Regions from separate parts of the Homo sapiens genome. Here all the other regions are linked to region 1. A link is a loop called in an ENCODE intact Hi-C map of the cell type or tissue named here. Cell type or tissue: natural killer cell. All regions are shown on one strand. Links, peaks and the distances in the headings refer to the core of each region. The heading gives the core; the rest is flanking DNA.

Region 1 (11,146 bases), core at 2,858-7,857:
AGTACAGGCTTTAGAGTGAGAACATCAGGCCCAACCAGCCAAGACACTGAAACCCATCTCAAGGAATTTTCAGGAGTTTCCTTTAAGGATATGCCCATGACCTGGGTTATGTGTCCAAGTCTGGATGAGTCACTACACCTCCCAGTCCTCAGCTGTCCCATCTGCACATGGTGAGGCTGAACTGCATGCTCTTGATGACTCTGTGCAGGTCTGACTTCCTGTGAAGGTAGGAAAGGGCCCAGGGGCCCCTAGGCCTGGTTTTGCCACCCATGGGCTGCTGCTGGATTTAGGGCCTTAAAACAACCACTTTATTATTAATTTCTTTAGAGACAGGGTCTCACTCTGTTGCCCAGGCTGGAGTGTAGTGGTGTGACCATAGGTCACTGCAGCCTCAAACTCCTGGCCTCAAGCAAGCCTCCCGCTCAGGCCTCCCAAAGCGCTGGGATGACAGGCATGAGCCACCACATCCAGCCCTCACTTTCTAATTATTTATTATGATTTTGTCGGTTGACTGGGGCCAGCCAATTCTTCTGCTGGTGACAGTTCCTTCAGCCCCTCTGACCTCTGGCCTAACATGGAAGTGGGGATAATCCATGTACCCAGAATTCTCCCAGAATTGATGAGATAAGACTCCAGGTCATGGAATAGTTAACGAGGAGGAGTTTCTCTTTAGAAGTAATCCAGCTAATAAATGAAGACAGGATGATAGAATTAGAATATTACCATTTCTGGGCCAGGCACAGTGGCTCACGTCAGTAATCCTAGCACTTTGGGAGGCGGAGGCAGTCTGATTGCTTGAGCTCAGGAGTTCGAGACCAGCCTGGGTAACATGGTGAAACCCCATCTGTACTAAAAATACAAAAAATTAGCCAAGTGTGGTGGCACATGTCTGTAGTCTCAGCTACTCAGGTGGCTGAGGCACGAGAATCGCTTGAACCCAGGAGGCGGAGGTTGCAGTGAGTCAAGATCCTGCCACTTCACTCCAGCCTAAGTGATAGAGTGAGACTCTGTCTCCCCACCTCACCAAAAAAAAAGAATATCACCATTTCTAACCCCCAGTGAAGTAACTGGTCTAGATATGGAATGTCAATAGCTATTAATGTCACAAAAAGGAAGTCACTAGACATTCTGTGCCTTCTGTGGAAAAACCTAATACCTACTAAGAACAAGTCTTGCCAAAAACTCAAAATCTTAATCTGATCAGGCCTCTAGATCCAACTATCCACTTATAGGAAATATAGAAGACAGAGAAATGTGTATAAATGACATCATGGATTTGCAATAATCAAAATCCAGACCGTGGGTAATATCTGCAGGATGCATGGTAGGGCTGGTTCAAGAATAAAGGAAGGCTAGGTGTGGTGGCTCACGCCTATAATCCCAGCACTTTGGAAGACCTAGGCAGGTAGATCATTTGAGGTTAGAAGTTTGAGACCAGCCTGGCCCAGATGGTGAAACCCCATCTCTATGAAAAATACAAAAATTTGCCGGGCATGGTGGCAGGTGCCTGTAATCCCAGCTACTCGGGAGGCTGAGGCAGGAGAATTGTTTGAACCCAGGAGGCAGAGGTTGCAGTGAGCTGAGATCGCACCACTGCACTCCAGCCTGGGCAACAAGAGTGAAACTCCATCTGAAAAAAAAAAAAAAAAAGAATAAACGGAAAAAGAGAAAGATGGAAGAGGAATCCATGGATTAAAAGATTTAAGAGACATCAACTAATCATATTGTGTGCATCTTATTTGGATCTTGATTTAATCAAAATGTTAGAAAATGCTTTCTGACATAAAACAGTTGGAAATTTGAACACTTACTGAATATATAACGATATTAAAGAATAATTGTTTTAAGAAACACAGAGAGAAATAATGAGTGACCAACACTTGATAAAGAAGAACCCAGCAGCCTATCTCTTATTAGAGAAGGCTACGGGGTATGCTGGGAGTCCTAATCCCGGCTCGGCCGTGAGTGTGCTGTGTATGTAGCCTTGGCTGAGCCCCTTTCCCTGCCTAGACCTTGGTTTTCCCATTTATGAAGTGAAGGAGGGGACCCAAGGGGCGTGTTTAACTCTGGCCTGCTTTTGCTTTGTCTTGTCACGTGCAGCCATGGATCCTTTAACTCGGGGCCTGTATCAACACCACCATGCGTCCACAAGAGTATAAAATGGGCAGAAGAGTGCTTGATGGGCACAAGCCCAGAGCTGTCGGCTTCTGCAGAACCCAGAACAGGAAGGGTCACCTCCCTGAGGCACCTGACCTGGAGAACCAACTGCATAATCCCAGGTAGGCCAGGTCAAAGCCAAGGGGAAGGAGAAACTGCTGGAGGACTTCCCCCCACAAAACATGGGCACGTGTTATCTGCTCACCAGGATGCTTCGACCTTGTTCTGATGCCTGGGGACTTCTGGTGAGTTCCCTGGCCATCCATCCTGGTCTGTTCACCTTCTCAGGACTCCAGTTGAGTTGGGCTGCGTGTGACAGACCCCTGTGAGTGCAAATGAACAATGTCACTGAATTGCTGCCTCACTGGCCCCTCAATTCCTTGTTGCTGGCCTCTGCCCACCTGCACTTCAGATACTGTCATCATGGAAGAATCATCCTTAGCACAGAAACTCACACACTGTAAATGCTCCATGTGAAGAGGTGAAGAGGTGGAGAGGGAACCTCCCTCCCAGACCATCATGGATGCTTAACATTCTCTTGAAGCCTGACGAGTTTTCTCCAGAAAGCTGAACTACAATACTCACCATCTGCTACCAACACCAACGAGTTCAACACATGAACTAAGTAATCGAGAAGGACACTTCCGTTTAATTAGGTACTATAGAGCAGTAGCAAGGCCCACACGTTAGTGTCAAATCTGGATGCAAATCCTTGCACTGCCTCCTACCAGCTCTGTGACTTTGGGCGTTTCTTAACCTCTCTGCAGCTTATTTATTAAGAATGCTGTGAAGATGAGATGACGCCCTTCATACAGTGTTTGGCATCGTGCCTGACCCACCAGAAGGGCTCAATGTGTGTCCACAGTTGCTTTTTTTCTTTGAGACTGGGTGTCCCTCTCATACCCAGGATGTAGTGCAATCATAGCTTACTGCAGCCTTGAACTCCCAGGCTCAAGGGATCCTCCTGCCTAAACCTCCCGAGTAGCTGGGACTACAGGCACACGCCACCATGCCTGGCTAATTTTTGTAATTTTTTGTAGAGACGGGGTCTTGCCATATTGCCCAGGCTGGCCTTGAACTCCTGGGCTCAAGTGATCCGCCCACCTTGGCCTCCCAAAGTGTTGGGATTACAGGCGTGAGCCACCATGCCAGGCCTGTTAGGCGTTTCTTAACCTCTCTGCATTTAGTTTCTTAACCACTCTTATTTAGTAAGAGTGCTGTCAGCCTGGAACTATAGCTCACGCCTATAATCCCAGCACTTTGGGAGGCTGAGGCAGGCAGATTACTTGAGGTCAGGAGTTTGAAACCAGCCTGGCCAACATAGTGGAACCCCTTCTCTACTAAAAATATAAAAATTAGCCGGGTGTGGTGGCGTGTGTCTGTAATCCCAGCTACTCAGGAGGCTGAGGCAGGAGAATCGCTTGAACCTGGGAGGTGGAGGTTGCAGTGGGCTGAGATCACGCCACTGCACTCCAGCCTGGGCAACAGAGGAAGACTCCATCTCAAAATAAAATAAAATAAAATAAAATAAAATAAAATAAAATAAAATAAAATAAAATAAAATAAAATTAAAATAAAATAAAAAATAAAATAAAATAAAATAAAATAAAATAAAATAAAATAAAATAAAATAAAATAAAATAGTGCTGTGAAGATGAGCTGGCTCCCTGCACAGAGTGTTCGGCATCATGCCTCACACACTGTGGTGGCTCAATGTATGTTGACAATTGCTTGTTTTTTGCTTTTTTTTTTTTTTTTGAGACAGAGTCCTGCTCTGCCACCCAGGCTGGAGTGCAGTGGTTCGATCTTGGCTCGCTGCAGCCTCCACCTCCCGGGTTTCAGCGATTCTCCTGCCTCAGCCTCCCAAGTAGCTGGGGTTACAGGTGTGCGCCACCATGCCTGGCTAATTTTTGTATTTTTAGTAGGGATGGGGTTCTGCCATGTTGGTCAGGCTGGTCTCGAACTCCTGAGCTCAAGTGATCTGCCCACCTTGGCCTCCCAAAGTGCTGGATTACAAGCCTGAGCCACCGTGCCCGGCCCACGATTACTTTTTTGGGGGAAGCTTCCATTGCAGCACCCCATGGGCACTCCACCATCATGTCTCTCTACTCCTCAATTGAACCTTCTCTCCTTTCCCTCTCTCCTATAAAAATGACCCTTCAGTAGGTCATTTTCTCACTGACATGCTAACTTATGACTTGCAGCATCTGATGATACAACTTTGACCTGCTTTATAATCGTGGGTTTCAGGCAAGGTGGGAGGCCTTCCAAAGTCACCTTGAGAACCACAACTCTTTGGTGCCATCTGCAATCCTCCATATCAGCCCTGCAGATAACAGGGAACTATGGCTGCTGCCTCCCTGGAGTAGGACATTCTTTTAAAAAGATCTGGGAGCACTTTAGGAGGTTGAGGCGGGTGGATCATGAGGTCAGGAGTTTGAGACCAGCCAGACCAATGTGGTAAAACCCCGTCTCTACTAAAAATACAAAAATTAGCCGGGCGGGGTGGTGGGCACCTGTCATCCCAGTTACTTGGGAGACTGAGGCAGAAGAACCGCTTGAACCTAGGAGGTGGAGGTTGCAGTGAGCCGAGATGGTGCCACAGAACTCCAGTCTGGGCGACCTTCCTGCACTCCCGGTGTTCGGGGACCAACAAGGCGTAATAAGGAGCCAGAGACCAAGGCCCAAGTCTCAGCTCTAACTGAGTATTATGGGGGTATTAATGTCCACCTCCCAGGATAGGGAGCACAGAGCAAGGAATACTAAGTATTGAAGCCCTGAAACGCCCACTTCCTGTACCTGAGTCGCTGCTGTCCTCTAGTGGCCACTGGATAAATTGCACAGCACGCCGGCCTGAAAAAGCGGAAGTGAGAGATGCTTTTCCCCACTTCTGAATCTACCAGATGCTGGGGGGTTCTCAACCATGCTCCACTCATGACTTCCTTTTTATAAAATGTATTTTGTGTAATTACAGTAATTTTTGAACATTTTAGGCAGATTTATTGAGGTATTGACATATAATAAACTGCCTAGAGATTACAATTTGATAATATCTGAGCCTTAGTATACAGCTGAAATCATTATCACAATCAAGATAGTGAAGAAAGCCATCCTCCCAAAAAATTTCCTTGTTGCCCCTTGGTGATCCTGCTTCCTGCCCTTTCTACTTCCCTCTCACCCCCAAGCAACTACTGATCTGCTTTCTTTCTCTTCTCTTTTTTCCTTTTTTTTTTTTTTTTTTTTTTTGAGATGGAGTTTCACTCTGTCACCAGGCCGGAGTGCAGTGGTGAGATCTCGGCTCACTGCAACCTCCGCCTCCCAGGTTCAACAGATTCTCCTGCCTCAGCCTCCCGAGTAGCTGGGACTACAGGCACCTGCCACCACGCCCAGCTAATTTGTGTATTTTTAGTACAAATGTTGTATTTGTATTTGTATTTAGTACAAATGTTGGCCAGGCTGGTCTTGAACTCCTCGCCTCAAGTGATCCGCCCACCTCGGCCCCCCAAAGTGCTGGGATTACGGGTGTGAGCCACCACGCCTGGTCCTGATCTGCTTTCTGTCATCATAGGTTAGTTTATATTTTCTAGTGCTTTCTAGACACGGAATCATACAGTGTGTATTTTTTTGGTCAGGTTTCTTTCACTCACCATAATTATTTTGAGATGTATCCATGTTGCTTTGTGTGCCAATAGTTCATTACTTTTTAAATGTTTAATTGTAGTTTTTGTGGGTACATAGTAAGGGTATGTATTTCTGGAATACCTGAGATGTTTTGATACAGGAATGCAATGCATAATAATCACATCATGGAAAGTGGGGTATCCAGCCCCTCAAGCATTTATCCTTTGTGTTACAAACAATCCAATTATACACTCTTAATTATTTTTATTTTTATTTTTTTTTTTTAGTTTTTGAGACAGCGTTTCACTCTTCTTGCCCAGGCTGGAGTGCAATGGCGCTATCTTGGCTCACTGCAACCTCCGCCTCCTGGGTTCAAGCATTTCTCCTGCCTCAGCCTCCCAAGTAGTTGAGATTACAGGCACGTGCCACTAGGCCCAGCTAATTTTGTATTTTTAGTAGAGACAGGGTTTCACCAGATTGGTCAGGCTGGTCTCAAACTCCTGACCTCAGGTGATCCACCTGCCTCGGCCTCCCAAAGTGCTGGGATTACAGGCATGAGCCACCACGCCTGGCCATTAGTTATTTTTAAATATACAATTAAATTATTATTGATTATTGCCAGCCTATTGTGCTCTCTAACACTAGGTCTTATTCATTCTTTTTTTTTTGTACCCATTAACCATCCCCACCTCCCCACATTACTTTTTATTGCTGAGTTCTGTTCCATTGTATGAATGTACCACAATTTGTTATTCATTCAGAATGATAGTAATTTTAAAAATCAATATAATGCCCTAACTAGAACATACAACAGAAACTAACTCAAAGACGAGTTCTGTATAAAAGCTCAAGGAAGCTGGGTGTGATGGTTCACAACTGTAATCCTAGCACCAAGGCAAGTGGATCACTTGAGGCCAGGAGCTCGAGACCAGCCTGGGCAACAGAGCCCCCCGACCCCCCCAACTTCTACAAATATTTTTAAAAATTAGCCAGGCTTGGTGGTCCAGGTCTGTAGTCCCAGCTACTCAGGAGGCTGAGGCAGGTAGATCACTTAAGGCCGGAAGGAAATTTGAGGCTTCAGTGAGTCGTGATGGTGCCACTGCACTCCAGCCTGGACAATAGAGACTCAAAAAAAAAAAAAAAAAAAAAAGCTCAGCCATGACCACCCTGACCCTGACCACTCTGGAACATACAATGATACAGTCGGGCACTTATATACTATACATGTACTAGCTGCGAGTACAGCCAGGCAGAGGTGGGGCAGATGAGCACATCAACTACTAGCACCACTGTCCTGGACATCACACAACAGGGGGGCAGGGCTGGGCTTTGAGCCCAGGTTTGTTTGGCTCTGAAGCCCAGTGGCTGGCCACTCCATGCAGGAGGGTACAGTGCTCTGTCGCCCAATGCATGGGGACTGGTGTTGAGCAGAGAAGATGGACATGGGCAGATTTTAGCTGGATGGAAGGATGCGTTTCTCACAGGGCTGACCATTGGGGTAGCATGTTCTTTTTTTAATTACGTGGATGGCGTGTTTGGGCTGGCTCACCCTGGGATTTCTCCCATCCAGCCATGACCCAGACTCATTCACTAAGGTCTATATTTGCCTTTTTTTTTTATTATACTTTAAGTTCTAGGGTACACGTGCACAATGTGCAGGTTTGTTACATATGTATATATGTGCCATGTTGGTGTGCTGCACCTATTAACTTGTCATTTACATTAGGTATACTGCCTAATGCTTTCCCTTCCCCCTTCCTCCACCCCACAACAGGCCCCGGTGTGTGATATTCCCCTTCCTGTGTCCATGTGTTCTCGTTGTTCAATTCCCACCTATGAGTGAGAACATGCAGTGTTTGGTTTTTTGTTCTTACGATAGTTTGCTGAGAATGATGGTTTCCAGCTTCATCCATGTCCCTACAAAGGACATGAACTTATCCTTTTTTATGGCTGCATAGTATTCCATGGCGTATATGTGCCACATTTTCTTAATCCAGTCTATCATTGATAGGCATTTGGGTTGGTTCCAAGTCTTTGCTATTGTGAATAGTGCCACAATAAACATACATGTGCATGCGCCTTTATAGCAGCATGATTTATAATCCTTTGGGTATATACCCAGTAATGGGATGGCTGTGTCAAATGGTATTTCTAGTTCTAGATCCTTAAGGAATCGCCACAGTGTCTTCCACAATGGTTGAACTAGTTTACCTTTTTAAAGGTATGTTTGTATTTCACTCACTTTGCATTTCACGGTAACCCAATCCAGGGGCTTTTCCCTGGCACTTCCCACAGCACAGACATATGCTCCTTCCTTGCCTGCTGCCCTCAGGGGCCAGCAGCAGGGGTGGCACTGCACAGTCCCACTGGGGGCCTCCCTCAGGGCAGAATATAATTTTATGGAAGAAAGTGTCTAGCAATGCTTTCTTGAGACAGGGTCTTGCTCTGTCACCCAGGCTGGGGAGTGCAGTGGTGCAATCATAGGTCACTGCAGCCTTGACCTCCTGTGCTCAAGTGATCCTCCCACCTCAGCCTTCCAGGTAGCTGGAACTATAGGCACACACCACTATGCCCCGCTAATTTACTTTATTTTTTGTAGAGACAGCGTCTCACTATGTTGCCCAGGCTGGTCTTGAACTCTTGTGCTCAAGGAATCCTCTCGCCTCAACCTCCCAAAGTGTTGGGATTATAGGCGTGAGCCACTGCACCTGGCCCATAGCAATGCTTTTGAGACAACAAGATTTTAAAACCTGCTACTGTAAGACAATCAGTCATATTTACCTTCTGGGGTAATTTACCTACTGTGTTATTACTGAAGGAGTCTCTTGGTTGGTGGTAACCCCTTAGCTTCAGAGTGGCCTGTCCTTGCAAGGAAACTTTGAAGAATTTAGTCCAATATTAGTGTTACAGAGAAGGACCCAAGGTCCATAGGAAGTGGAATGTAATACACAAGTTCTCCAGTCACTTCCTAACTCTGTTTTTAACATCTCACCCCAACAGTTTCCCCTGGATCCAAGTAAATGTGTAAGTCACGCTTTTATTCTTAAGCTTTGCTTCTTCCTGTTTTCCTTGGAAATGTTTTCCTCTGCTCCTTATAACTTTTTGTGTTGAATGCTCAGTTCATTTATTTTGTTTTATTTATTGGATTTTTGGTTTTGGTTTTTAGTCCCCTTTCCCCTCCTCTGTTGCTCACAGTGCAGACAACTTTGTGCAGTGGAAACAGTGCAGTCTTTGAGGCCCGAAAGTCTTTTGTTTTGATTCTTGGTTCAGCTTCCCGTGAGCAACTGTTAAGTCTGTTTTTTCGTATGTAAAAGGAAGGCAGTGATAGCCCTCTGCAGTGTTTTTTGAGGGTTAAATGGGATCGTGGTATGTAAGGAACATTGCGCAGTGCCTGATACATGGCAGATGCTCATCGGATTCCTGTCTCCTGATTGTTTCCCACCCTCCACATTTACAATGCCCACCTAGTTAATAAAACAAGCAAAACCTCATGGTTTCTTTTTTCTTTTGTGTCATTTATATTAGTACTTCTTGCTGTAATGTCACAGTGCACGAGCTGAGAGGTAAGTTGCCAGGAATAAGACGGGGACATAGCATAGAATAGCTATTAAAATGGGGGATTCTGGAGTCTGGCTGCTTCTTTCTGTCCCAGGCTTCTCCACAGACCAGCTGGATTAAGAAAATAGCATCAAAGCCTCAGGATCCTGCTATTTTGTTTTATTGGAACAAAAGCAGTTAAGACAATGAATTTACTTCTAAGTATAGCTTTGGTTAAATTGTAGACACTGATATGTAATGCTGTCTTTCTCATTGTTTTAGAAACCTGCTATTTAAAAATCTTTTTAATTTATTTTGTGAGACAAGATCTTGCTCTGTTGCAAACCCTGTCTCTACTAAAAATACAAAAATTAGCCAGGTGGGTGGCAGGCGCCTGTAATCCCAGCTACTTGGGAGCCTGAGGCAGGAGAATTGCTTGAACCCGAGAGAAGGAGGTTGTGGTGGGCCAAGATTGCACCATTGCACTCCAGCTCTGCAACAGAGCGAGACTCCATCTCGGAAAAAAAATTTTTTTTTCCCTCTGTTTTCTACAGCAGTTTATTTACAGAAGCATATTTTCCCAGTCCTGTCCTTCGAGCTGGCAAGAGGAGCCCCTGACTGGGCCCTGAAATTTAGAGAACTCTACATACAAAAAATAAAATAAATTAATTAATTAAGGACTGCAGGGCCGGGTGCAGTGGCTCATGTCTGTAAATCCTAGCACTTTGGGAGGCAGATCACCTGAAGTCAGGAGTTCGAGACCAGCCTCGCCAACATGACAAAACCCCGTCTCCACTAAAAATACAAAAATTAGCCAGGTGTGGTGGTGCATGCCTGTCATCCCAGCTACTCGGGAGGCTGAGGCATGAGAATTGTTTGAATCCGGGAGGCAGAGGTTGCAGTGAGCAGAGATCGCACCACTGCACTCCAGCCTGGGTGACAGAGCAAGACTCTGTCTCAAATAAATAAATAAAGGCCAACAGGATGCCTCTGCTAGTCTGGATCTGGTGCCTGGCATTGGCGCAGCACCACCTAACCCTATGCATCCTCTCTTGACTGACAATGTTCAGGCCCCAGAGACGTGCTTCTTCACACCTTATCTTCGGTCTATGGGAAAAATAACTACATCTAAATGTTGAATGGGGCCTCTGCCAGGCACTATTTTGAAAGTACACAGAAGCTGTGGGCAGAAAAGGACTTAGATAAAAGACAAGTTAATGTATCTACCAGATCTTTCCTCTCAGATAGTGTGAATACAATCGATTCAAACATTATGAAGTACCATTTCCGAATAGTGCTGAGAATACAATTTCTTCTTGTTTTTGTGCTCCTATTCATGGTTCCAGAGGTTCTCAAGAGTTAGCACAGTATTTGCCTCAGTTGCATAGAAGCTGAGGAAAAGTTTGCAGTATTAACCCTTTTCCCATTTAGGAAAAAAAGGGCAGCTCACTGCCAGTGCTCATTTAATTTTACAGAAACCTGCTCTTTGAGGCTGAAGCAAATCTGATTTTCTTTCTTTTTTTTCTTTCTCTTTTCTTTTCCTTCGACAGAGTCTTGCTCTGTTGCCGAGGCTGGAGTGCGGTGTTGTGATCTTGGCTCACTGCAACCTCCGCCTCCTGGGTTCAAGCAATTCTCCTGCCTCAGCCTCCCAAGTAGCTGGGATTACAGGTGCCTGCCAGCACAGCCAGCTAATTTTTGTATTTTTTAGTAGAGATGAGGTTTCACCATGTTGGCCAGGCTGGTCTGGAACTCTGACCTCAGGTGATCCACCTGCCTCTGCCTCCCAAAGTGCTGGGATTGCAGGCGTGAGCCACTGCGCCTGGCCGCAAAT
Region 2 (5,000 bases), core at 1-5,000, 160 kb before region 1:
GTATATGTGCCACATTTTCTCTTTTCTTTCTTTCTTTCTTTCTTTCTTTCTTTCTTTCTTTCTTTCTTTCTTTCTTTCTTTCTTTCTCTTCTTTCTTTCTTTTTTCTTTCTTCTTTCTTTCTTTCTTTCTTTCTTTCTTTCTTTTCTTTCTTTCTTTCTCTCTCTCTCTTTCCTTTCTTTCCTTCCTTCATTCCTTCTTTCTTTCTTTCTTTTTGAGATGGAGTCTCACTCTGTCTCTCAGGCTGGAGTGCAGTGGTGTGATCTCGGCTCACTGCAAGCTCCGCCTCCTGGATTCATGCCATTCTCCTGCCTTAGCCTCCCGAGTAGCTGGTACTACAGGTGCCCGACACCACGCCCGGCTAATTTTTTATATTTTTAGTAGAGACGGGGTTTCACCGTGTTAGCCAGGATGGTCTCGATCTCCTGACCTCATGATCCACCCGCCTCGGCCTCCCAAAGTGCTGGGATTACAGGCGCGAGCCACGGTGCCCAGCCCATTTTCTTAATCCAGTCTATCATTGATGGACATCTGGGTTGGTTCCAAGTCTTTGCTATTGTGAATAGCACCACAATAAACATATGTGTGCATGTGTCTTTATAGTAGCATGATTTATAATCCTTTGTGTACATACCCAGTAATGGGATCCCTGGGTCAAATGATATTGCTAGTTCTAGATCCTTGAGGAATTGCCATACTGTCTAATTGAACTAATTTACACTCCCACCAACAGTGTAAAAGTGTTCCTGTTTCTCCACATCCTTTCCTGCATCTGTTGTTTCCTGACTTTTTAATGGTCGCCATTCTAACTGGCGTGAGATGGTATCTCATTGTGGTTTTGATTTGCATTTCTCTGATGACCAGTGATGATGAGCATTTTTTCATGTGTCTGTTGGCTGCATAAATGTCTTCTTTTGAGAAGTGTCTGTTCATATCCTTTGCCCATTTTTTGATGGGGTTGTTTTTTCTTGTAAATTTGTTTAAGTTCTTTGTAGATTCTGGATATTAGCCCTTTGCAGGCTGTAAATTCTAAGCAGCAGGAAGTAGGTGTGAGTAGAAGTGGAGGCAGAAAGCAGCCGGTTCTGTTTCCAACTGCATTCTCCTTTCCTGTGCCCCTGTGTCATCACCATGGAACGCCTTTCCCGATGCTACTTCCAACAGGAGGCAGAGGGTGGGAGAATTCAGGTTGGAAGGCTTATCCCTAGGAAAGAGGGTGCCGACAGACAAGGCTCCTTGGAAGCCTGACAAATCAAATTTACCATTTATTGAGCACCTACTATGTGACAGGAACATGACACGCATGATTTCATTTAATCTTCACAACCAGCCCAAAGAGCAGCTTTCTCCCTATTTACAGTCGGAGAAACGGAGGCTCTGAGAGATTGTAAGGGACTTGCCCACGGTCACCCAGCTAGGAAGGAAAGCCAGAAGGCCAGCCTAGGTATCCTGGCGGTCCTGGATCAGAGACACTGCTGTGAGGCTTCCCGGTGGGAAGAAGGAAAGTCATGCATCGATATTCATCACCGAGTGAGAGTGAGAGTTCAGCCCTGTCCCAGGCACCTCTGGGCGGGAGGGTGGAGAATCCGAAAGAAAGAGGCCCGTCCCTGGTCCTCAAGGTCGTGCCAACAGGCCAACTAAGCCATGTCCCAAATTGAGAGCGGGTTAAGGTGGGGGCGTGGGGACGCCCTGACGCAACAGGGCTTCGGAGAAGGGAGCGCTGGGGGCTGCAATGCCAGAGGATTCCTTGAGGAGAAGGGGCTGGTGGGGCGGGTAGGGGCTGGCCGGGAGCAGGACCGGGAGGAACTGGACCCTCTGGACTGGGGAGTGCGGGGTAGATGAAGGCAGAGGAGATGGAGGTTCTGCAGTGTGAGGCAGGCGGACAGGGAAGCCTGCATCCAGCTGAGAGACCTTGAGCAACCACGTCCTCCTCTGAGCTCCGCGTTTGCCGTGTGCAAAGTGAAGGGGTAGGCCGACCCCGCAGGGCCCTTCTTGCGCTCCTCTGCGGTGTGTGGGGGGGTCTCTGGTCCGCGAGAGGACAGTCCCTGCCGCGCCGAGCGTCCTCCAGCGTCCGCGGCCGCCGCGAGCAGCGCTGACCGGCAGGGGGCGCTCCTGCAGAAGGCTGGCCGCGGTGGCGCCCTCGGCGGGGCCTGGGCTGGCCTGGGGACCCGGGAGGCCTCCCCCTCCATCCCTCCAGGTCCTCTCCCACCACTTGCCTTCTCACACCGCCCCTTCCCACTCTATGCTCTGGGATTAAAGGCTTGGGAAGTTGCTGGTATTTAGGTCCTTGGGCAGGCCACTTCGCCTCTCTGTGCCTCAGTTTCTTCAGGCGCAAACTGGGTTGTGTGAGGAAGAGATGAGTTATTGGTCAGGAGAGCCTTCCAGCCACAGGTGAGGTAGATATGCCGCTGCTGCACACCCCAATATCATTCCTAGGGCAGGGGCTGCTGCTCTACAACCTCAGGGTTACAGTTAGCTTTAAATCTTTATTTATTTGGTTGTTTTTTCAGACAGGGTCTCCCTCTGTCGCCCAGGCTGGAGTGCAGTGGCGCGATCACGGCTCACTGCAGCCTCAAACTCCTGGGTTCAAACCATCCTCCTGCCTCAGCCTCCCGAGTAGCTCGAACCACAGGTGCATACCACCATGCCCAGCTATTAATTTTTTTTGTAGAGATGGGATCTTGCTTTGGTGCCCAGAGCTGGTCTCGAACTCCTGGGCTCAAGTGATCCTCCCATCTCAGTCTCCCAAAGTGCTGGGATTACAGGCATGAGCCACCGTACCCTGCTTTAAACTTTTATTCAAAGTCCTTTTGTGCAAAGATAGAAATAATTCCTGGATCCTACAGAGTGCCTGGCATGATGAGTGATGCTCAAAACGTAGCTGTGGAATGATTAGTTTTTTGAAACCATCCAGACAGAAGCTATGAGAAAATCAGACAGTGCACCTCTTCTGAATCACACTGGAAGATGTCCACATTCATCTTCACATTTCTCACCACTGTTCTGTGAGGAAGGTGGACAGGGAGTGTTGTATCCATTTTATGGATGAAGAAACCGAGGTCGCAGAGGAAGCCAGAGACAAGATTTTAAGTTAGGACCCAGGGTTCTCTCCATGCAACCTCAGGTAAATTATCCTGTTGTTGCTAGTGACTCCTATTGGAGACATGTGGTATTGCAACCAGGCCACATTAGACACTGAAGGCACCTCATGAGGAAGAAGGTGGGCACATCCTGGGTGCCAAGCCCAGAGAGGGAGAAACTAGGGTAGATATTAATATCGGAGCTGGGGGAATGAAAATGATATTTCAGAATCAACAACAGATTGGAAAGGCTTAACTAGTTTAAAACACATTCCCTATTCTTAAGTCCCCAACACTTTTTCAACCTCCTCTCACTCCAAAGTAGAACTTAATGTAGCAAAGGTATGCTTTGTAGGGTGAACCCTTATAATTATAATGACAACCAGTGGGAAAACTTGGTTTCCTTTCAAACGTTTGTGTGACTAATTAGGAGGGACTATTCCATTCGTTAAAGTGAAGAAAGAAGGACTGAAAAAAAAAATCACTCTGCAAAATCCAGCTCAAACATTGCTGCATCTCAGTTGCCATTGTCTTAGCTACCTCTTCCCTGGAACAATGAATTGATTGTCTTCTTTCCTGGGTTCCTGCCTCATTTGGTACTTTCTTCTCTTTACTGCTGCACAGTCGTTAAATATGTGTCTTTGGTGCCAGCTCCCTGGGTTCTAATCCCGGTTCTAAGCTTACTAGCTGGCCAGTTACTTGACTTCTCTGTGCCCATTTCCTCATTTGTAAAATGCTGTGAGCATTAAATGGGTTAACAGTTTTATAGGACTTAGAACAATACCTGGTGTAATGTAAGTGCTCAATAACTAGTTTACACTTATATAGATATGTCAGAATGCTCTCTGTATTTATTTATGTGTCTTTCCCAACAAACTGTGTGCTCCTCAAGGACAAGAACTGACTTCATCATCTCCTATTCCAGGGTTTAGCACCAGATGCTTATTCAAAGTATGTTAAACTGAATATTATGTATTCATACTTTATTATTATTTTTTCTAAGACAAGGTTCTTGCTCTGTTGCAGTTCTTGCTCTGGAGTGCAGTGGTGGCATCATGGCTCATTGCAGTTGCAACTTCCCATGCTCAAGAAATCCTCCCATCTCAGCCTCCAGGGTAGCTGGGACTACAGGCATGTGCCACAATGCCTGGCTAATTTTTTTTTTCTTTTTTGTATTAGCAGGGTCTCACTGTGTTGCTGAGGCTGGTCTTGAACTCCTGGCCTCAAGCAATCCTCCTGCCTCAGTCTCCCAGAATGCTAGGATTATAGGCATGAGCCACTGTATCCAGCCTATACTTTATATAAAGTAGAAAATATGCAGTGAGGTGGAGTTAGCCACCTTTTTTTTTTTTTTTTTTTTGATAAGTTAAGCCTCAGCTTACTGCTTCCCAGAGATAAACCAAGGTTCGAGTCTCTCCTTTGTTTAAAGAAAAACATCTGGCTGGGCCACTGCAGTCCTACCATGAGTTCAGGAAAACGTGCTATGGTCCAACTGTCTACCAGTCAGGACACAGTTAATGAGCACTTCCTGTAAACTTATTTGTACCTGCAGTTCTGATAATATGACCTGGAGGAAATGGTGTGGTGGTGGCCGATTTCTAAAACTAACTGCAAAGGATTGCATTCCTCTAGGCACCTATGAACTTCAAGATGGGACCCCTTTCCTCTCGTCCTTCTTTTTAGAGAGTTTAGAGAGCAAGAACTTACTCAGATGAAAACAAACTAAAAGATGTTGAGAATGCCTCTGTGCAGACCCAAATCTATAGGATGTTATTTATAGTAAATTATGGCATATTTTTAAACTTCTAGTCCCTAAGAAAGTTGTTTTCTTGCCTCCCTCCTTCCCTTCCTTCCTTCCTTCCTTCCTCTTTCTTCTTTCTTTCTTTTTTATTTTTTGGAGATGGAGTTTTGCTCTTGTTGCCCCA
Region 3 (11,146 bases), core at 3,600-8,599, 310 kb after region 1:
CCTGCCATCATGTTTACAGAGGACAGTATTTGTGGGGAGGGATTTGGGGCTCAGAGTGGGGTAGGTTGGGAGAATGTCAGTATGTGGAAGTGTGGGTCTGTGTGTGTGTATGTGGGGGTCTGTGTGTTTATGTGTGTGTGTTGTGTGTGGGAGTGTGTAATTTAAAATTGTGATGTGTCCTGATAAGCTGAGCTCCTTAGCCTTTGTCCCAGAATGCCTCCTGCAGGGATTCTTCCTGCTTAGCTTGAGGGTGACTATGGAGCTGAGCAGGTGTTCTTCATTACCTCAGTGAGAAGCCAGCTTTCCTCATCAGGCCATTGTCCCTGAAGAGAAGGGCAGGGCTGAGGCCTCTCATTCCAGAGGAAGGGACACCAAGCCTTGGCTCTACCCTGAGTTCATAAATTTATGGTTCTCAGGCCTGACTCTCAGCAGCTATGGTAGGAACTGCTGGGCTTGGCAGCCCGGGTCATCTGTACCTCTGCCTCCTTTCCCCTCCCTCAGGCCGAAGGAGGAGTCAGGGAGAGCTGAACTATTAGAGCTGCCTGTGCCTTTTGCCATCCCCTCAACCCAGCTATGGTTCTCTCGCAAGGGAAGTCCTTGCAAGCTAATTCTTTGACCTGTTGGGAGTGAGGATGTCTGGGCCACTCAGGGGTCATTCATGGCCTGGGGGATGTACCAGCATCTCCCAGTTCATAATCACAACCCTTCAGATTTGCCTTATTGGCAGCTCTACTCTGGAGGTTTGTTTAGAAGAAGTGTGTCACCCTTAGGCCAGCACCATCTCTTTACCTCCTAATTCCACACCCTCACTGCTGTAGACATTTGCTATGAGCTGGGGATGTCTCTCATGACCAAATGCTTTTCCTCAAAGGGAGAGAGTGCTATTGTAGAGCCAGAGGTCTGGCCCTATGCTTCCGGCCTCCTGTCCCTCATCCATAGCACCTCCACATACCTGGCCCTGTGCCTTGGTGTGCTGTATCCATCCATGGGGCTGATTGTATTTACCTTCTACCTCTTGGCTGCCTTGTGAAGGAATTATTCCCATGAGTTGGCTGGGAATAAGTGCCAGGATGGAATGATGGGTCAGTTGTATCAGCACGTGTGGCCTGTTCTTCTATGGGTTGGACAACCTCATTTTAACTCAGTCTTTAATCTGAGAGGCCACAGTGCAATTTTATTTTATTTTTCTCATGATGAGGTTTTCTTAACTTAAAAGAACATGTATATAAACATGCTTGCATTATATTTGTAAATTTATGTGATGGCAAAGAAGGAGAGCATAGGAAACCACACAGACTTGGGCAGGGTACAGACACTCCCACTTGGCATCATTCACAGCAAGTCACTGGCCAGTGGCTGGATCTGTGAGGGGCTCTCTCATGATAGAAGGCTATGGGGATAGATGTGTGGACACATTGGACCTTTCCTGAGGAAGAGGGACTGTTCTTTTGTCCCAGAAAAGCAGTGGCTCCATTGGTGTTGACATACATCCAACATTAAAAGCCACCCCCAAATGCCCAAGAAAAAAAGAAAGACTTATCAACATTTGTTCCATGAGCAGAAAACTGGAGCTCTGGCCTCAGTGTTACAGCTAAATAATCTTTAATTAAGGCAAGTCACTTTCTTCTTCTTAAAGCTGTTTTCTAGTTTGAGAAATGATGGGATTTTAGCAGCCAGTCTTGAAGGTCTCTTTCAGTATCAACATTCTAAGATGCTGGGACTTACTGTGTCATCAAATGTGCGGTTAAGATTCTCTGGGATATTGATACTGTTTGTGTTTTTAGTTGGGAGATCTGAGAGACCTGGCTTTGGCAAGAGCAGATGTCATTCCATATCACCTTTCTCAATGAAAGTCTCATTCTATCCTCTCTCCAAACCCGTTTTCCAACATTTGTTAATAGTTACGTCTCTCCTGATGTAGCACTTAAGCTTCATTTAGTTATTATTTCTTTCTTCACTTTGCACACATTTGCATCCACATATTAGGGAAGAGGAATCCATAAGTAGCTGAAATATCTATTCTGTATTATTGTGTTAACATTGAGAATAAGCCTTGGAATTAGATATGGGGCAATGACTGAGCCCTGTCTCACCCATGGATTACTCCTTACTGTAGGGAATGGCAGTATGGTAGAGGGATAAATAGGGGGCGGGGAGGGATAGTCATGGATCCAAGAAGTCCTTAGAAATAGTGGCAGGGAACAGGTGTGGAAGCTCATGCCTGTAATTATAACCTTCAGCTACTAAGACAGGTGTGGTGGCTCACGCCTGTGATTATAATCTTCAGTTACTAAGACAGAGTCCATGAGAGTGTTAATGGGACATTTTCTTTAGATAAGATGTTTTATATGAAGAAACTGTATCAAAGGGGGAAGAAAATGTATTTAACAGGTGAATCAAATCAGGAATCTTGTCTGAGCTACTGGAATGAAGTTCACAGGTCTTGAAGACCAATATTATTTGTCAATATGTGGGGATAACCTGTAGCTGCATTCATGAGGTAGCAAATAGCAGTTTTGGCCTGTGGGGTGAACAGCTAAACAGTGTTCTGGCATCAGATAACACGGCACAAAGGGATTGTGTCTAGCTCTTTTGGAGAAAATTTATGTCCAGTCTCAGGATCTGTGGACAATAACGGAAAACTTTGAATATTCCTGACAAGTTGCCATATTAGGAGTCAGTTCTTTACTTCTCTGAGATTCCCAGGTCATCCATGATTTTTTTTTTAATTTGAGACAAAGCCTCACTCTTGTTGCCCAAGCTGGAATGCAATGGCAAGATCTCAGTTCACTGCAATCTCTGCCTCTCAGGTTCAAGCCATTCTCCTGCCTCAGCCTCCCCAGTAGCCGGGATTACAGGCACCCGCCACCACACCCGGCTAATTTTTGTATTTTTAGTAGAGACGGGGTTTCACCATGTTGGCCAGGCTGGTCTCGAACTCCTGACCTTAGGCGATCCACCTTCCTCGGCCTCCCACAGTGCTGGGATTACAAGTGTGAAGCACTGTGCCCGGCCAGTCATCCATGATTTTAATGGGGTCCAAAGGCCTCTTTTTCTTTGTTAAGTATTCCTGGTTGAAATTTCTTTTCTTTTTTTTTTTTTTTTTGAGACAGAGTCTTGCTCTATCACCCAGGCTGGAGTGCAGTGGCACGATCTCTGCTCACTGCAAGCTTCGCCTCCCGGGTTCACGCCATTCTCCTGCCTCAGCCTCCCGAGTAGCTGGGATTACAGGCACCTGCCACCACGCCCGGCTAATTTCTTTTTGTATTTTTAGTAGAGACGGGGTTTCACGGTGTTAGCCAGGAAGGTCTCGATCTCCTGACCTCGTGATCCTCCCGCCTCGGCCTCCCAAAGTGCTGGGATTACAGGCGTGAGCCACTGCCCCCGGCTGTGGTTGAAATTTCTTAAGTGCCTTCCTCACTTCCTAACCACCTTCTCTGTTTGGGTTTGTGCAACAGTAAATTAAATGTACTTTCCAAAAAGAATTGGCCTAAGGCTGCTCAGTGCTTCCTGTGTTGTTATTTCTGTTTCCTTTGGATGAAAAGAATAGGTGTCATTGACTCAGAAATGATTATTTTAGAACAAGCATGTTTCCAAATGTAACAGAATGATGACTACTATGGGTACTGAAGCTAGCTTCAGAATCCAGAGCTTCTCTTTAGATTTTTTTGTTGTTGTTGTTGAGATGGAGTCTCGCTCTGTTGCCCAGGCTGGAGTGAAGTGAGCGCGATCTCGGCTCATTGCAACCTCTGCTTCCTGGGCTCAGGAGATTCTCCTGCCTCAGCCTCCCGAGTGGCTGGGATTACAGGCGCCCACCACCATACCTGGCAAATTTTTGTATTTTTATTTATTTTTGAGATGGAGTCTCTCTCTGTTGCCCAGGCTGGAGTGCAGTGGTGTGATCCCTGCTCACTACAACATCTGCCTCCGGGGCTCAAGCAATTCTCCTGCCTCAGCCTCCTGAGTAGCTGGGATTACAGGTGTGCATCATCACATCCGGCTAATTTTTGTATTTTTAGTAGAGACAGGGTTTCACCATGTTGGCCAGGCTGGTCACAAACTCCTGACCTCAACTGATCCGCCGGCCTCGGCTTCCCAAAATGCTGGAATTACAGGTGTGAGCCACCAGGCCCGGCCCTCTTTAGACTTAATATTTTTTAAATGAGTAGGTTATTACTGTTCTAAGAGTTTGCGGTTTTTTTTTTTTAATTGGGTATTATTTAGGAACTTGTGCAACCTCAAAAGAACAGACTGCCAGTGTAGCCTAGATTTTGTTTGTAGGAAGCATAAATGGATAAAATAATAGCTTAATGGCAAATTATTTACAGGACCATTTAAATGCCTAAATTTTATTTAAGGCAGTGGGTGTCAAAGTGTGGTCCCAAGACCAGCAACATCAATATCAGCTGGAAACTTGTTAGAAATGAAAATTGACAGGCCCCACCCCACAGCTGCTGAATCAGAAAATCTGGGAGTGGGGACCCATGATCTGTTTTAAGAAGCCTCCCTGGTGATTCTAATTCATGCTCAAGTTTAAGAACAACTGATTTAAGGAATCACATATTTAGCCTTCTTGCCTAGAAAGAACTTTATAGTAAGGCAGCTTAGTTACTATATACAGTTAATAGCAAACCTTGCCTGACATACTCAGAAGATGAAATATCCACCCACACAAAATGAAAATCTACTTTGACCTATTTTCCAGGTTAAATGATCTTGGGTATCTTGCTTTCACTCATGACCACAAATTCCCATGAAAAACTGGAAGAATAGAATCCTGGGGAAAAACTAACAGGATACTTTTTATGTGTACTAAGACACAAGCAAGGAAATATTCTTACAGAATTTATTCACAGGAGATAGGATCAAAATCTTAATTATTAACATTATCATCCTATAGGATGCTAGAATAATACTTAGAATTTTTTACTTTACAGCCAAAAGGCTGTTTAAAATTTATTGAACACCAACAGTGTGGGACTGAAGTACCTTACAGAACACTGATAACATAATCTTTGTCTTTAAGTCCTTTTTTTTTTTTTCAGACGGGATCTCATTTTGTTGCCAGAATGCAGTGGCATCATCATGGCCACTGCAGCCTTGACCTCCCAAGCTCAAGGGATTCTCCTGCCTTGGCCTTCCAAAGCGTTGGGACTACAGACACATGCCACCATACTCGGCTAATTAAATACATATTTTTTTGTAGAGATGAGGTCTCACTATATTGCCCCGGCTGGTCTCAAACTCCTGGGCTCAAGCAATCCTTCCACCTTTACCTCCTAAAGTACTGGAATTACAAGTGTGAGCTACGGTGCCTGGCCTGAGTCTTAAATTCCTAACATAATGTACATTTTTTGAGCATAATACAATACATGACATCATTAAGAGATTACGTGAACATAGACTGAGACCTTTTATGGTGAAATCTTGTGAGATTCACTATGTTTTATTTACGTCTTGGTAACTGCTGACTAAATGTCTGGATGAAAATAGAGGATCTTATGTAAAATGAGATGAAAAGCTATATGTCAAGCCACATTTGTAATCCTTTAACGCTTGGCTTCGGTAGTCCAAACTCTACAGTAACAGAGCCATCTAATGGCCACTGGGACCAATTACAAGCAGATTGCCTGGGAATTACTCAGTTTTCACAGTATAATGGAACCATAACGTATGCTCTGCAAATAAGCCATTTAAAAATCATTTCTAATTGGTTTTATAATACAATATATTTATGGAAGTATATATTCCTAATTTGTTTTAGTTTGGTTAAAACATGCAAGGAGGCAGTCTTAGAAGCTTGTGATTAGGGTTAAGTATATCATTACATAAAAATTTAAAAATCCACTTAATGTGGCTACCTAAGAATGGTTTGTATGTGAAAAGAAAATGAAGAGGTCAGGAACATGACTGCCTTCCTTGAGGCTGCTAATGTTATAATGAAGCCCCTCCAACTCCTTGCATAAAGGAAACACTTTCATCAGCTGTATATTTTCTGACACATCAAAGATTGCTCACAGAAAGCACCATTTAGAAAATTTAGGAGCCTTTAAACAAAATGTCCATTTTAAATTATTCTTTAGCAGTGTCCCCAATAAGAACTTGTAAGGAAAACGTTTCACAATTGATTTCATTTTAGTATAGTAATTGGATTTTCCAGTGACTCATACAGAATTGGCTTGATTCTTTGGAGAGATCACAGTGATGATGTGTAAATATCGCTTTGGTGGCCAATGGAAATACTTCGTTAAGAAATTGGAAAAAAATGTTGATGGGTGTGTGCTGGACTTTGCCTTTCCTGACCCTTACACTCACCATTGTGACAGAGATTGCTGATTGTGCCCAGTATGTTTTCTCCTTCTCACATAATATTAGAACTTCTGCTGTTTAGTTGGGCACATGGTTGCCCAGAATAAATATTCTTTTATTACTAATAAGCAAATTTAGTAAAGTTGCTAGATACAAAGAGCATGCAAAAATCTTGTAGCTACATGTGCCATGTCCATCTCATAGACAATGAGATGTAAATGAAAGAGGTGTATGCAACTTCCAGTAAATGCTGTTTAAGGGAAGGAACATACTTTTCTCCATTTCCTTCATCTTGCAGGCGGGAATGCAGAGTTAATACCTAGAAGTTAAGTAGCCCTCATAGCTCAATATGTGACCTTGGGGATTGTATTATTTTATTTATTTTTAAAATTTTTTTAAGGAGGTAAGGTCTTGCTTTGTTGCCCAGGTTGGACTCGAACTCCTGGGTTCAAGCAATCCTCCCACCTCAACCTCCCCACGTAGCTGGGACTACAGGTGCATGCCACCACACCCAGTGGGGATTGTATTAGTTATCTGTTGCTGCATAAGAAATTACTCCACAATTTAGTAGCTTAAAACAACAAACATTATCTTGCTGTTTCTGTGGTCAGGAATTTAGGAATGGCTTAGCTGGGTGGTTCTGGCTCAGAGACTCTCATGAGGTTGGAGTCAAACTGTTGGCCAGGGCTGTAGTCGGTTGAAGGCTAAAAAGGGCTGGAGAATCCTTTTCTAAGATGGCTTACTCACATGGCTGTTGGCAGGAGGCATCAATTCCATGCTGGCTATTGGCAATAGACCTTAGTTCCTCACCACTTGGATATCTCTATAGGACTGCTTGAGTGTCTGCATGACATGTCAGCTAGTTTCTCCCAGCGGGAGTAATCCAAGAGAGAACAGGGAGGAAGCTACAATTTTTTTATGACTTAGTTTTGTAAGTGTTACACCATAATTTCTGCCATACACTATTCATTAGAAGTAGCCCACTAAATCCAGCTAACATTCAAGAGGAGGGAAATAGATGCCACCTCTTGAAGGGAGGAGCATTGTGTACAGAATCATTGCCCCCCAAAGACAGCCACATCCCCATCTCCAGAACCTGTGAATATGTTACCTTACGTGGAACAAACAACTTTGTTGACATAATTAATGATCTTTAGATGAGGCAATCATCCTGGATTATCTGGGGAGGCTCAATGTAATCACAAGTGTCCTTATAAGAGGGGGTCAGGGCTGGGCTTAGTGGCTCATGCCTGTAATCCCAGGACTTTGGGAGGCTGAGGTGGTTGGATCACTTGAGGCCATGAGTTTGAGACCAGCCTGGCCAACATGGCGAAACCCTGTCTCTACTAAAAATACAAAAAAATTAGTTGGGCATGGTGGCACGCACCTGTAATCCCAACTACTTGTGAGGCCAAGGCATAAGAATCGCTTGAACCCAGGAGGCAAAGGTTACAGTGAGCCGAGATTGTGCCACAGCACTCCAGCCTGGATGACAGAGTAATACTCTGTCTCAAAAAAAAAAAAAAAAAAAAAAAAGAGAGGGAGTTAGGGGGGCCAGAGTGAGAGTGAATGGAAGTGGGTCAGACTGATATGGCCATAAGTCAAGCAATGTATACAGCCCGTAGAAGTTGGAAAAGGCAAAGAATGGATTCTCTTCCACGGCCTCAATAAGAAATGCAGCCTTTGATTTTAACACTGTAAGGCTCATTTTGTACTTCTGGCCTCCAGAAACTTGGGATGATAAATTTGTGCTATTTAAGCCACTAAGTTTGTGGTAATTTGTTACCACAGCATAGGAAATGAATACAAATATCAAAGTGTTTGTGGACATATTTTAAGACTACCTCAGGCAACCCTCTGGTCACAAATTATTTATAGTTCTCCCACATGCAAAATAAACTTACCCCTTCTAAGGCCCCAAAGTCTTATCCCATTATAGCATCAATTCAAAGTTCAGAATCTTATCCTCTACGTAAGTCCAGGGAAGATGAGACTTCTTGGGTGTAATTCCTTAAATACAGCTACTCAAGTACATGCTTTTCAATCTGAAGTTCTGCGAACAAAAAGAAAAAGGTCATATGCTCCTTTCCCCACAGCAACCAATGTAAAACAGCAGGGGCAGGGAGATAACTGCTATAGACACTCCTGTTCCAACAGGTGGAAACCAAGGTGCACAGAAGTCACTGGTTCATAGCAATTCTGAAATCCATTTGAGTACAGGTTTGCAGTTCTACACTCAAAGCCTGGGAATAACTCCCTATGGCTTTTGGTTCCACCTTCTGGGCTCTTGGTTTTATCCTCTAAGTCATCCTTTTTTGTGTGAAAGGGAGATGTGTTTGGACCTAAATAGTTTTCTTAGCCTGCTTCCTGTTTGTAGAAATGCGTTTGTAGAAAGGGTCCAAAGGCCCCTTTCCTTTTTGTACTCTTTTTCAGCTCAAGCTGACAGTATTTCTGACAATACAATTCTCTTAAAACAATTTTTGAATCTACTGTGAATCTTACTGGGTTTTAGTCCAGGAGACAAAAGCCATGGCAGCAAATACCTTTGAGATATGTCTTTTTCTACCTTGGGCTTCTGCTGAAGGACAAAGACCTTAAGTTTCTTAGAAGCCCTATTGTTTGAATGAGAGGACCTGTGAGCCATACTCTTAAAATCTTTTTTCTGAGACGGAGTCTTACTCTGTCACCGAGGCTGGAGTGCAGTGGCGAGATCTTGGGTCACTGCAATCTCCGCCTCCCGGGTTCAAGCAATTCTCCAGCCTCAGCCTCCTGAGTAGCTGGGATTACAGGCACCCGCCACCACGCTCGGCTAATTTTTTTGTATTTTTGTAGAGATGAGGTTTCACCATGTTGGCCAGGCTGGTCTCCAACTCCTGACCTCAGGTGATCCACCCACCTCGGCCTCTCAAAGTGTTGGGATTACAGGCGTGAACCACTGCACCCAGCCACTCTTAAAATCTTTAGAGAGTCTTTGCCTGATTGAACAGTACTCCGAGGTACCATCCTTAAACACAACAGGCGTGGGGAGTGGGAAAGCGGGTGATGGAGGGTGGATTGAGGGGTATTTACAAAAATAAAAGACATGGTCTCAGCACTCAGATATTTCAGAATCTTTGGGGAGATAAACTATATACATTTAAAAAGCACTAAAGAATTACAGGTCATATCCCTAATGAGTATAGATACAAAAATCCTCAACAAAATACTAGCATACTGACTTCAACAATACATTCAAAGAATAATTCACCATGATCTAGTGGGATTTATCCCTGGGATGCAAGTATGGTTCAACATATGGGAATCTATAAATGTGATACACCACATAAACAAAAATCATATGATCATTTCAATAGATACATAAAAAGCATTTGATGAAATTAAACATCCTTTCATGATGAAAATTCTCAACAAATTAGGTATAGAAGGAACGTACCTCAACACAATAAAGGTCATATATGATAAGCCTACAGCTAACATTCTCAACAGTGAAAAGTTGAAGGCATTTCCTTTAAGATCAGGAACAAGAAAAGGATGCCCACTCTTACTGCTTTTTTTTTTTTCAACATAGCACTGGAAGTTCTAGTCAGAATAATTAAGCAAGAGAAATAAAAGGCATCTTAATAGGAAAGGAAGCATTGGAATTTTCTCTTTGTTGACAATATGATCTTATATATAGAAAACCCAAAAGACTCCACCAAAAAACTGTTAGAACTAATAAAGTCAGTAAAATTGCTGTACACAGTCAACACACAAAAATCAGCAGCATTTCTAGAGGCCAACAACAAATCCAAAAAAGAAATTAAGAAAATAATTCTACTTATATTAGCAAAAACCAAAACTGAAACAAAAAAGGTGTAAATTTAACCAAGAAAGTGAAAGATCTTTATACTAAAAACTAAAAAACACTGATGAAAGAAATTGGAAAAAACACAAATAAACGAAAAGACATCCCATGTTCTTGGAGTGGAATAATTAATATAATTAAAATGCCCATGCTACTCAAAGTGATCTATAGATTCAATGCAATTCCTATCAAAATTCCAGAGTTATTTTTCATGGAAATAAAAAAATCCTAAAATTCATATGGAACCGTAAAAGATCCCAAATAACCAAAGCAATCTTGAGCAAAAAGAACAAAGTTGGGCCAGGTGTGGTGGCTCACGCCTGTAATCCCAGTACTTTGGGAGGCCGAGGCGGGCAGATCATGAGATCAGGAGTTCAAGACCAGCCTGGCCAACATGGTAAAAAAAAAACCCCGTCTCTACTAATAATACAAAAAAATTAGCCAGGCGTGGTGGTGCGCGCCTCTAGTCCCAGCTACTTGGGAGGCTAAGGCAGGAAAATCACTTGAACCCAGGAGGTGGAGGTTGCAGTGAGCCGAGATTGTGCCACTGCACTCCAGCCTGAGAGACAGAGCCAGAATCCATCTCAAAAAAAAAAAAGCAAAAAAAAAACAAAGTTGAAGGCATCACAGTCCCTGACTTTAAAATAAACGACAAAGTTACAGTAATCAAAACAGCATGGTATTCCATAAAAACAGATGCATTGGCCAATAGAACATACTAGAGAGTCCAGAATTTACAGACAATTGAATTTTGATAAGGAGCCAAGAACACTCAATGGGGAAAGGAATCTCTTTGATAAAAACTGTTGGGAAACCATATATCCATGTGTAGAAAAATGAAATTGGACCCTTATCTCACACCGTATACAAAAGTCAAAATGGATTAAAGACTTACCTGTAAGACTGGAACTACTAGAAGAAAACATAGAGGGAAAGCTACTAGAAGAAAAAATAGAAGAAAGCCACTAGAAGAAAACAGGCGGAAAGCTCCAC

Evidence for each region. A loop is a pair of places that touch in the nucleus more often than their neighbours do. Peaks named below come from ENCODE experiments on the same cell type or tissue, not always from the same donor. Only the 100,000 strongest peaks of a DNase experiment are listed, where the experiment ranks them.
Region 2: it touches region 1 in a loop (7-fold over the local background); 43 of 110 quality-filtered maps call a loop at or near these places.
Region 3: a loop joins it to region 1, with 9 times the contacts of the local background. A loop is called at or near these places in 5 of 110 quality-filtered maps.

What each region holds. Positions count from the first base shown.
Region 1 is chr17:46,996,338-47,007,483 of GRCh38, forward strand. It overlaps LOC101927060 (a long non-coding RNA gene), which reads right to left. Exons shown (of 9, transcript XR_243711.6): 7 at 2,363-2,480. It also overlaps a transcript of LRRC37A2 not described here. Among named protein-coding and RNA genes, the nearest start is that of RPRML, 23 kb to the left of the region's middle. RefSeq lists a silencer at 8,866-9,160. In natural killer cell, for the core only: CTCF peaks have their summits at 4,947 (motif pointing left) and 5,148; a DNase peak (open chromatin) is centred at 4,984; H3K27ac peaks cover 299 bases.
Region 2 is chr17:46,839,891-46,844,890 of GRCh38, forward strand. It overlaps a transcript of LRRC37A2 not described here and a transcript of WNT9B not described here. Among named protein-coding and RNA genes, the nearest start is that of WNT9B, 9.2 kb to the right of the region's middle. RefSeq lists a silencer at 4,994-5,000. In natural killer cell, for the core only: CTCF peaks have their summits at 2,083 (motif pointing right) and 2,282; a DNase peak (open chromatin) is centred at 2,101; H3K27me3 peaks cover 1,156 bases.
Region 3 is chr17:47,310,259-47,321,404 of GRCh38, forward strand. EFCAB13-DT (EFCAB13 divergent transcript) reads right to left here. Exons shown (of 3, transcript NR_110880.1): 2 at 8,214-8,362. ITGB3 (integrin subunit beta 3) reads left to right here. Exons shown (of 15, transcript NM_000212.3): 15 at 1-3,485. Among named protein-coding and RNA genes, the nearest start is that of EFCAB13-DT, 8.1 kb to the right of the region's middle. In natural killer cell, for the core only: CTCF peaks have their summits at 5,603 (motif pointing left) and 5,804; a DNase peak (open chromatin) is centred at 5,593.